Linked DNA regions of Mus musculus: region 1 is linked to region 2. A link is a contact called in ENCODE POLR2A ChIA-PET data. All regions are on one chromosome and are shown on one strand. Each heading gives the region's core, a stretch centred on a gene start or an enhancer-like site at or near the end of the contact. The rest is flanking DNA. Distances are from core to core; before and after follow the strand shown. Region 1 holds the start of Dhps (deoxyhypusine synthase). Region 2 holds the start of Hook2 (hook microtubule tethering protein 2).

What was found. ChIA-PET counts read pairs that join two places held with the same protein, here RNA polymerase II (POLR2A).
Region 1: POLR2A ChIA-PET joins it to region 2 with 27 read pairs in embryonic stem cell. The contact joins the promoter of Dhps here to the promoter of Hook2 in region 2. POLR2A ChIA-PET finds 5 or more read pairs at or near these places in 4 of 5 experiments (Patski and embryonic stem cell).

Annotation. Positions count from the first base shown.
Region 1 is chr8:85,069,253-85,074,917 of GRCm38, reverse strand. It overlaps Dhps (deoxyhypusine synthase), which reads right to left and starts at 3,161. Exons shown (of 9, transcript NM_001039514.1): 1 at 2,865-3,161; 2 at 2,302-2,466; 3 at 1,502-1,623; 4 at 1,319-1,415; 5 at 1,151-1,237; 6 at 601-706; 7 at 422-525; 8 at 59-184. The coding sequence starts at 3,071.
Region 2 is chr8:84,985,942-84,991,898 of GRCm38, reverse strand. Hook2 (hook microtubule tethering protein 2) reads right to left here and starts at 1,276. Exons shown (of 21, transcript NM_001372357.1): 1 at 1,147-1,276; 2 at 595-680; 3 at 450-522. The coding sequence starts at 1,191.

The DNA.
Region 1 (5,665 bases), core at 1,912-4,411, 81 kb before region 2:
TGAGCCCTGGAGCCATGGGCAGCCCACGGACCCTGCACCCTGCCCTGCCACCATCTACCTTTACTGGCTGTGCGTCCATCCGGATCTTGCCCCAAGAGACAGCCTCATCTGGCCGGGCTCCGGAGTCTGAGCCATCAAACTCCTGGGCTGTGTTGATATAAACAGCGTAGTCTGCTCCATTCCTCTGTGGGTAGAGGAAGCCCTCGTCAGAAGCCGTAGAAGGCTGGGTATGATGCAGAGGAAGGCCTAGAGAGCTTTTAGGAAGGGCCCATCAGTGCCTGAGGCTGCCACAAACCATCCGCAGGAGACCACACCTACCTCTGCTCCCACTACAGCACTATTCCATGCCTCCGATCCATTCCCCTTCACCCCACAGCCACCATATAACACAGTGGGGACGGTCACAGGCCACTGCACTCACCATGAGGTTAGCGTTGGCAATGTGGTGCTTGACCACACCTCCACCCAGGATGATCATCCCAGAGCGCTTGGCGAAAATGGCCTGCGTGTTGATGAGTCGCAGGTCTGTGAGAGGGCAGAGGTCAGGCCTTGACCTCGGCGGGCTTTCCTCCCCCTCCTCCCCGGGCCTTAGCACCTCACCTTCAACAATGTCCAGGACCAAGCCTGGGTTTTTATAGGAATGGAAGAAGATCATGTCACCCAGTGAGCCATCTGTGAGTGCTGGACTCAGCACAGGGATGTGGTTCTGGTGGAGACAAGACCAGTCAGCAGCTACAGCTCACACCCCAGGAAAACCCTGACCCCCAACCCAGTGGCGTCCCTCCCAACCTGTGTAGGCCACTCAATTTCTCTGCTGGACATGACCCCTCTGTTCTACATGTGGAGGCAGAGTGAGGAAAACCACACATGGCTTGAAGGTGCTGGCACACTGAGCACTGGCTTGTCACTTCCAGACTCTTGTGCTGCACTGTCCCTGGGTGCACAGTACCCTGGGTCAGGCCCCACTGACTTCTAGGGTACTACACTAAATCCCGGGAGTGTAGGGGCATAACTAGGAGAACCTTGCCATCAAGTGATACACCTCGTCTAATTTGGGGAGACCAAGAATAATTATAGAGACGCTCAGGTAGCTACAAAGACAAAGTCAGTACAAGCCAAAGCCTGGGAATACCGTCCCCACCCAACCCACCTTATGGGCCCAATAATACACAGAGTCTGGGTTGTTGATCTCCTTCCCAAGCCGGGAGATCATCTTGGAAGGTGTCCACTTCACACCCTATCATGGGAGAGAATATCGTATTAGCTCATATGTCTTCTGACTCTTACTATGCAGGTCCCCGAGCCCTTCCAGCCCCACCTCTGTGTTCTGCTCCAGCACCATCTGGTCCAGAATGGGCATGAGCCAGTCCTCAAACTTGCAGTAATTGTCATTCGGCACCAGCAGGTTTCCAATCCTGGAAATGGGAGCCATGCGGGCATGGGTCACGGGGATCCTCTGCCCAGCTTCCCCGCCCCGACCACTACTCAAAGCCTCCCTCACCTGTTGATCCCACTCTCCCGGAGCTCCTTCCCCCTGAGGCTGAACTCGCCAAGGTATGTGGGCGCCAGGCATTTGATGAGATCTTCTTCCACACCTCCAGCAGTGGTCACCAATACATCCACCTGTGGTCGGTCGCAGGCAACACTGACCCCCCCTTCTAAGCAGCAACCTAACCTGGGTGAGCTCATCCAGACCTAAGCATGAGCGCTACAACAAAACCAACTCCAGGCCAGGCCTCCCTCTGCCTGAAGCAGACCCACAGCCAGAAAAAGTGGCACGGTCTTGCGATCCCAGCACTCGGAAAGGAGGCTGAGGCATGAGGACTGCCGGGATGTCAAAGAACAATACTCCATCTCCTCACACCCTTTTTTTTTTTTAATCTATTTTGGGCGGTGGTGGTGCATGCCTTTAATCCCAGCACTTGGGAGGTAGAGGCAGGCAGAATTTCTGAGTTCAAGGCCAGCCTGGTCTACAGAGTGAGTTCCAGGATGGACAGCCAGGGCTATACAGAGAAACCCTGTCTCAAACAAAACAAAAACAAAAAAGACTAAAAGATGTATTTAATATATGTGAATACACTGTCCCTCTCTTCAGACACACCAGATCTGTAATGGCATCAAAAGATCCCATTACAGACGGTTCTGAGTCACCATGTGGTTGTTAAAAAGCAAACCCAAATCTTTCACAGGACCGCAAATAATCTCTGAGCCTCTTCATTTCTCTTAACTGAAAAATAACCCTTTTTTTTTTTTTCCTACTGGCCCAAGGAGGCTGGGGTTCCAGAGCTAACGTGGACCCACCATGTTGTGCTGCACGAGGTATCGAATGGTCTCCCGGATGCCTGAACTGATGAGGTTGGAAGTATAGCCCAAGAAAATGGTGCAGCCTGTAAGTGGGCGGCGGCTCTGAGTCAGGTCTGCGTGATGATCTTCATCTACAGCCAGTGGCTCCAGTTTTTTCTCAATCTGGTCATAAGGGCACAGGAAAGTTGCACTAAGACTCCAAACCTCAGTTGAGGTACCCTACCTGGCCTGGATTCCAGAGGTTGATTGCACTCAGGGAGACTACTACAAAACCAAAGCACAACCCCTGGGCAGACCCTAACCCTCCCATTCCAGGTCCAGGTCTGTCACTTGATGGTTTGAGAACCACCCAGTATCTTCAAGTCTCCTTCCACCGGGAAAATCGAACCCCGGGCTCCCCTAGCGTTAAGCTCCTCCTACAAAGCCCTTTTGGATTTTTAACTCCAAGCTCCACCCATCGCAGAACTCTAGTTTACCCGGACTCCGCCCTCTCCCGGACGCTCACGCGGAAATCCGCGCGCAGCGGCCCGGCATCCCGCCCGGGTGGCCCCGCGCCTCACCATGGCGTTGACTTGCTGCACCGCGCGCCCGAAGTTGGTAGCCTGGAAGCCGGTGGTGCGGTAGGCGTCCAGAAGCGCATGGTAATCTACGCCGCGGTTGAAGTCGTAGCCTTGGACCTGGGCGCTCTCGGGCGGCAACGCTGAGCTGTGCTTGAGCACGGCGGCCAGCGCCGAGGAGGGCGCCGCCCCTGGCGGGGTCCCTTCCATGTGCTCGCGGCCGCTCTCAGGTCTCAGCAGCCTCGGCGCCCTGAGACCCGCAAAATCCCTCAGCGAGGTCGGCCGGAGCCCAGGAAGTGCGACTCGAGAGCCTTGGGGGCGTGGGGCGACGAAACCGGAAGTCACTTGGTCTCGTGACCTTGGGCAGCGCCCGCCGTCCTGGTAGCCGCCATTTTATCCCTGTGTTCCGTACATGTGGTCCAGGAGCTGTTACTGAGCTTCAAGCATAGGGAAGTGCCTAGTTTGCAAGCTGTCTCTCTGTCCAAATATTCTTGTCCCCCATGAGCGAAGTGATTGTTTCTTGGACGGTGTCCTTGAACACGACTTAGGGCATCAGGCAAAAAAAAAAAAAAAAAAGAGTTGCAGCCTTTTGTCAAATGGAATAGTGTTTTCTTTTGATGCTTCTTCCAGTCTCCACAAACTTTGTTGCCTCCTCTTTTCCCCCTCCAGCCATAGCTCAATTTTAACTGGATCATGGGCCTCTGGGGAGGCAGGGATGACTGCCATCTATTTACCACGAGAAGCTTGCTGAGAATCTATCATGCATCCTCTTAATGATACACTGAGCCTAGGACAGGGGCACCCCTTCTTCTGGTTTGTGTAGTCTAGACTAGAAATAGTGCTCTCTGCTGGAAGCTGAGATTTAGCAATGGACAAGACCTCTGACCTCCCGGTGACCATAGTATGATGAAACAGAAAATGGTTTAGTGATTAAACCAGGCTTGGGACACACTGCAATCCAGAGGTCGAGGCAGAAGAATCTCGAGTTCCAGGCCAGGCTGAACGATAGAGAGCAGGACCCTGTCTTAACAAAAGGGACCTGTGTGGCTAGGGAAATAGATGTTAGTATGGTCCTTGCTTTTTGAAAAAGCAAGAGTGTGGATTGTATATGTGCGTTCAATTACCAGAACTCAAGGGGCTTGGGGGTTGACAATACCAGTAATTCCAGCTCTGGGGAAGCAGAGACAGGCAGATCCTTGGGATGGGGCCTGCAGAATGACTCAGTAGCCAAAGGCTTACGATAGAAGAAGAGTCTGGATTCCCATACATTCTCTTCTGACCGCCACAGCAGGCCATGCATGCACAAGGTCATAACACAGGCTTGAGGACCAGGTGAATGTCTTCTGAGAGTGACATATGAGGTTGTCCTCTGGCCTACAATCAATCAATCAATCTCTCTCTCTCTCTCTCTGAAGAGGAGGAGGAGGAGTTGGTAACCTGAGCTGAAGGAAAAGGTGATTGGTGAAAACTGCCAAGACCAGAAGACCCAGAAAATTCCTATTACATAAAGACTTCAGAGACACTATTTTTCCAACGATCCCCTTCATTTAACCAATATCTGCCATCAGTGCCCAGTACCACTACCTGGAGGGAGGTCTGCATACATCCGGGAGGGCAAAGTGACTTGAATCCATGATACTTATCACCTCCTCCTCCTCCTCTAGGGAAAAAGTTGAATGAAGGTAGCTATGGCTACTCTGACTAAGATAGTGATGGCGGGGGGGCTAGAGAGATGGCTCAGCTGTTAAGAGCACTGACTATTCTTTTTTTGGTTTTTTGAGACAGGATTTCTCTGTATAGCCCTGGCTGTCCTGGAACTCACTCTGTAGACCAGGCTGGCCTCGAGCTCAGAGATCCGCCTGCCTCTGCCTCCCAAGTGCTGGGATTAAAGGTGTGCACCACCACGCCCGGCACAGCACTGAATATTCTTAGGAAGGTCCTGAGTTCAAATCCCAGCAACCACATGGTAGCTTACAACCATCTGTAATGACATCTGACGCCCTCTACTGCTGTATCTGAAGACAGCTACAGTGTACTCATATAAATAATAAATCTTTTTTTAAAATACATATACATATAGTAATGGCTGTTATGCTCAGAGTCACCATGATCAGCAAGCAGAGGGAAGAGCAGGTAGGGACATAGCAAGAACTTGGTCTCTAGGCTGGTAAGACATGACTTATTGGGTAAAGCCTTTTGTCAGGAGGCCTGGATACCTGAGTTCAATCCCAAGGCCACCGTGGTAGAACAGGTTCTCAGAATGTTAGCCTCTGACCGGTTTCACATGCAACTACCTTACCCTCAACGCACACAATAATTTTTTTTTTTTTGAGACAGTCTCACCATGGAACTGACTGGCCTGGAATTTATTATGTAGACCTGGCAGCCTCAACTCACAGAGATCAACCTGCCTCTACCTCCTGAGGGCTGAGATAATGAATGCAATTTTAAAATAAAAAATTATGCGTTTGTTTGTTTTGGGTTTTTTTGTTTTTTTGTTTTTTTTTTTTTTTTTTTGGTTTTGGTTTTTCAAGACTGGGTTTCTCTGTGTAGCCCTGGCTGTCCTGGAACTCACTCTGTAGACCAGGCTGGCCTCGAACTCAGAAATTCACCTGCCTCTGCCTCCCGAGTGCTGGGATCTGTGCCACCACTGCCCCCAACTTAAGATAAAAATTGTAAAAGACGTTGCTGAAGCAATCCTCTTTAGAGAAATCAACACCAGCACCTTGATGTCAGATTTCCAGCCACCCAGGCAACAATTCCCAGGGTTTATACAATTCACTCTGTGGCTTTGTTGGAGCAGT
Region 2 (5,957 bases), core at 27-2,526:
ACCCCTGCCCATCCCCCCTCCCACCCCCCACCCAGCATACCCTGCTACTTGGGATTGAACTCAGGACCTTGTGTAGGGTGAGCAAATTCTCTTTTGCCAACTATATCCCTGGCCTTTTAAAGGTTTTGAGACGGGATGATGGATGGTTTACCACCCTCCTGTATTAACACACCACCATAGCTGGGATTACAAGCATTTGCCAGCACACCTCTTGGAAGTTAACATGTGTTGTGTGTGTGCTTTTGCCCACATCATAAGAATGGTGGCAAGTTTTTTTGTCCTATTGTGGGTGCTCAATATAAACAAAAATAGCTTGCTGATCACCAGACATCTGGCTCTCTTCCTGACAAGACTGCCTGTCCATCGCACAGGACATGTATCTAGCTTTCCCTTTGCCTTCACCTCCTTAAGTCCTCTAGTTATTCCCTAGTCATGAGTCCACCTGTCACCTTCAACCTCCAGCTGGGGCTTGAGTCCTCTGAGATGCCCTGGAGCCATTCGTTGTTGAACCAGGAAGGGTCTCTAGGGGCAGAAAGATGGGATGAGCAGGCTGGGGAGCCCTTCAGGATCCTCCCACTCAGCCGCCACACTCACATCTGATTCAGCACATGGGCTATGGCGAGTCCGCTGCTCAGGTCCTGGGGACTGGCACAGGGGGGTGAAACTTGGAACGTCTGCAACTAAAGGGGGAAGACGGAAGGGCAACAGGAAAATTGAGGACCTGGAATTGCAGACTTTTTCCCCAGCCATCAGACATTTCACGGGGTTAGAAAGGCATTAGCCTGTAGCACCAACATATCACATCTTCGGGGGCGTGACTTCTACACGCCTAGGCAAGGACGGGGCGTGGCTTCATTTTACCTATCCTGGCAAACCCTGCAAACCTAGGTCAGGGCGTTACCACCAGTCACCTGGTCCCCACTGCTAACATGTGACCAGGCCTGTGCCCTCCAGAGGGGCGTGGCCTCACCTGGTCTTTTCGCTCAGGCCTGCCCACGTGACAGACGCAGGTGGTCAGGTCAGAGTCCAACGGCCCAGCAAGCCTACGATCTATTCCTCCTTCCAGGTCCAAAACCGAGGAAAGAAGACCAAGACAGGACGAGAGGAGAGGGCGCACACCTGACCCAGCCCCGCCCCCCGACCTACCCAGGTGAGCAGAGACCCGCATAGCTCGGCCTTGTCCACACTCATGGCTCCGGATCGAATTCGATCCGGGCCAAGGAGCCCCGGCACGCAGCAGCAGCCTCCGGGTCCGCCACCAGCGAGCGCCCGAAGCCCAGACCTCCCGCTCGGCCTAGAGCGCCGCCCCGCTCCACCCCGCCCCCTAGCCATAGGCTCCGCCCCAGACACGTGATCTCCCATTGCAAACACTTGCCTCGCCATCTTAGATGCGGGACATAGGCAAGTGCACATTCTGCCGCTAGGTGTCAGTCTGGCTCAGTCCTGCTGCTGGTGACCTCCACTCCTCGCGGCTTCTCTTTATGTAGTGGAGTGGTCCTCAAGATCCTTTTAAGGCGGATCTACCGCACCCAGTTTCACAGGCACTTTAATGGTTCCCCCCCAAAGCTGAAAGAAATCCTCCGGTTTAGCCGCGTTATGATCTGAGCCTTTCTTAATGTGGGCGCAGAGAATAATTATAAATCCTGTAGTCGTGGAGTGAGAGGATCTTAAAAGCGTCTTCCCCAGAGAAGTGATTCTGGCTGGAGTCCTTCTGAAAACTCGGGTATGGTTGGGAGCAGGAAGGGTCAAGTATGTCCTGAGTAAAGGACATAGCACTTGCCCAGCCCGGGGTCTCTTTCCTGCGAGCTACTCTGCTCCTTCCCGGCCCCGGGTGCTTTGAGCACCTTCCTGCCCTAAAAAACACTCGACCTGGCCAAAGCTGCGGGTGATCTGAAGCCCACCAGGGGGCGCGCAGAACGTAGGAACGCATCCTTCTGGGAAAAGGGTGCGTCCACCGGTTGAGCCGGTTTAGGGGAGCGCAGAGAGCTTAGAATTTTTTGACAATAAAGTCTCAAGACATCATTTGTGGAGTGCTTACTGTTTTCAGACTTTACAATAAGCTATATATCTACAGACAATTGAATGTTTTCCACGACCCTAGGAGACAAGGGCTACTTTAATTCCCAGGTTTTGTTTCTTAATTTTAGAAACTGTATTATTTAATTTTTTTATTTAATTTTTTTTTAATCCGCCGCTTTGCAAATGAGTAAACAGCGGCTACAAAGTACACGGGCTTTGACGCCAGGGGTAAAGCCCAGACCACGCCCTTTGACCCCTGGGTCCACTAGTAGCCCCTCCCCTCTCTGGCGGGTGGGGTAATGTGCTGTAATTAGAGGCTATTAAATGTGCCCAGAGGGAGGAGTGGAGCCGGCTCTGCTTTGGGGCGGGTTCAGTTCGGAGGGGGATAATGTTCTGCTTCCATCCAGGCAATGAGCCGGGATCCAGTCCAGCGACCCTGTCCTGGTTGGGTGAGCCCAGCGACATCAGCCACCCGCCCTCTATCTTACTAGAGTTGTTAATCTACTACAGACACTCGGTTGCAACCCACTCAAACTCTCAGCTGCACACACCAGAGAGCCTTGGAGGCTGATTCACACTTCCACAGACCCTCACGCCTTGTTTTCCTGATTCCAGTCCCTGAGACCCTGTGGAAAGGTATAGAAGGGAGTGTGCTTCCAGACTGGACTGGGCATGGGGCCTGCCAACTGGCTCCCCCATCCCACATCCACCAGAGTTGATGCCCCACAGTGGAAACAAAGCTGTGCTGTCCTACACACAAACACACTGTTACCAGGAACCATGATTGTTAAAAGAATGTGTGACATTCTGGGACACAAAAATTTAGGGTGAAGGTTGCATTGCAGGGATTTTGAAGTTTAGGAGAAATCTGAGAATCCAGGTCTGGGAAGTGACTTAAGGTGTCCCAGCGTTGGTGTGATATCACAGGTGTCCAGATGTTCAAGAAGTCAAGATTTAAATGAAACTGGGAGGCAGAGGCAGGCAGATCTCTGAGTTTGAGGCCAGCCTGATCTACAGAGAGAATTCCAGGACATCCAGGGCTACACACAGACCCTGTCTCAAAAAAAAACAAACAAACAAACAAAAAAACCAAAAACCCAAAACAAAAAGATTTAAATGAAGCTTAGGAGCTGAGTATGACGGTGCTCCTGCCTTTAATAGCAGCACTCCAGAGGCAGAGGCGGGTGGCCTGCCATGAGCCTGAGGCCAGCTTGGCCTACATATTGAGTTTCATGATAGCAAGGACCACATTAGAGAGACCCTATTTCAAAATAAATAAACACATAAGGAAACAAATAGTGAAGATACTTCACTCTCTGATGGGGAAGAAGTTATAATCTTCCACAGGGTCAGCAAGAGTCCCATCTTTTAGGGGGAAGAAAAGAAAGCTTTGGTGTTGGCAACAAGGCAATCTCTTTTTACAACCAAGGAGCAATGCTCTGGATATAAGTGCATTTAATTCTGCAAAAAGAGCCACAAATCCTTCCTTTGAGAGGGACCTTGCATTTAGAAGGATGCCAACCCATTTTAGGTGTAGGGAACCTCCAAGTTTGCAGAGATCCGAAGGCCCCCATTTATAGGAACCTAGAATCCCTGCTCTGCAAGTTTGGAAGCCTCTAGCTGGTTTGGGGACCCCACCTCGAACATGTTTCCAGGAACAGCTGGACCCAGCCTGAGTTGTACTGCTGGGAAGTGAGTGACTCAACCCCTCCCTAAGGCCACAGCTGGACCCCAGCCCATCCCCTTCAGCCTGCACATCTGGATGTTGATCCAGTCATCACAGCTGGGATGGGGACCCTGGGTTCCACACCAGAGGCCAGTACCCACCCACCCCCATTAGTATGCAAAATTCTCTGTGAATTCCATGTTCCATTGGCTTGGGGACTCTGATAATCTTCCCGTACCTGGTTACTGCAGTTCTGCTGGAGCTCCTATCCTGTTCCCACCTCTCAACACTGAGTATCTAAGTCCAAGGGAAATGTGATCCTATCTGCGTAGGTGCGAGGTGGTGGGTCTATGATTGGGTTAGCCTCCACTTGTGTCTTGGGATCCTGGAGTTTGTTCAGCTGAGTGTATGTGTGTGATTTGATGGCTGTCAGGAAGTTCAAGGCATCAATCTGCATAATACATAATCTTAGAAGACGAGTGTAGGGGCTGGAGTGGTTGTTCAGCGGATGAGGTCACTTGTTGCTCTTGCAGAGGACCCAATTGGATTCCCAGGATCCACATGGTGGCTCACAACCATCCATAGCTTCAGTACCAGGAGATATGACATATTTGCACCAGGCACATACATGCATGTAGGCCAACACTCATACACATTAAAAAAATGAATCTGAAAAAGAAACTTGAAAAAAAAAAAAAAAGCTGGCCGGGTGGTGGTGGCACACGCCTTTAATTTCAGCCCTTGGGAGGCAGAGGCAGGCGGATTTCTGAGTTTGAGGCCAGCCTGGTGTACAGAGTGAGTTCCAGGACAGCTAAGACTACACAGAGAAACCCCCTCTCCGGAAAAAAGAAAGAGAGAGAAAGAAGAAAGGAAAAGAAAAAAAAAAAGCAGGACTTTGTGGACTTGTAATCTTTGCACCTGGGAAGGTGAGACAAAAGGATCTAGAGTTCATGGAAAGGTGGAGGTGAGTCCGGACTGCTTACGACGACTATCTGAGAAACACAGTAAGCTCTGGGTATGGTGGCATTTGCTTTTAATCCCAGCACTCAGAAGGAAGCACTTGGCTTTGTGAGTTTGTGGTGAAAGCTTGGTCTATATAGTGATACCCTGTCTCAAACAACAAACCAAAAATATGCTTAGCTAGCCTTGGTGGTGTACACCTTTAATCCCAGCATAAGGTGGTCAAGCATCAGCTGAATCTCTTGTTACCAAGGAGAGACTGGTCCTTTTGGGTCACCTGTGTTATTTATTCCGTGTATGAGAAACGTGTGTCTCAGGTTGGCATTAAGATCTATGTCTGTAATCATACCCTGCTGCTTTGTCGTTCTACAATTTAGTAGAACCCGTGTTTCTGAATAGAGAAAATGGATTGTTTTACTAGGCACTCTAATTATTTCCAGCCATTGTTTTTCAGTGATAATGCCCTCTTATCACAGGTCCTGGCTTATCATACCCCTTTAACAAGCAAAGTATCTCTGCATGTTGCCTGTGATAACTCGGTAATGACATGGCTGTCTATACCATGTGTCTCAGCCACAATTTTCATGTGAGGGGTACTTGTCCAAATCCCAGGTGACAGAGGCTGTTCTACTTTGCTTCGATGGTTTGCCATTATATAAAAGCCTGTGTGTTCTTATGGCTCTGTAATTGCCTGTGTGCATATGGCTGTTTGCGCTGTTTGCGTATCTACCACACACTTTATATGGCTGATGTGCTGAGCAACTCTGCTTCTAGGTTTAAGAGGCCGTATGACTGTGTGACCCTGTCTGTCCATGATCGCAGGGCTTAGCTGAACAGGAATTTCTGCTGTAGTGCAGCAGGTGTATCCTGTGTCCTTGTGACACTGTGGGTCAGAATTGTTTGTGACCTTGTATGTGGATGGGGGTGTCAAAGTCACACCAGACAACCAACTCAGTGGAGGGATCCACATGCGCACCACTGTCGCTGTCTACGACTCTCCTCTGGGAGAACTCCACCCCGCATTGCGGGGGCGCGTGCGTCGTTCGTGACGTGCGACACGAAGGAGTTCGCTGCGTGCGTGGAGCCCGACGCGGTCTTGCGTGCGAGTACAAGCCGGGGGTGGGGTGGCTGTAAGCGTACGTGAGCGCGCGGGGGTAGCCGCGGGAGCGCTGGGGCCCAGTGCTGCGGAACGAGAGACTTTGGAGCGCAGGTGAAACTGGCAGGGGACTGCCGTTAACCCCTTCCTGCCCGACCCGAAACTGGGGCCCCAGGGCCGAACGAACGGGGCCTTCCCCAGCTCGCTGGGCGGGGC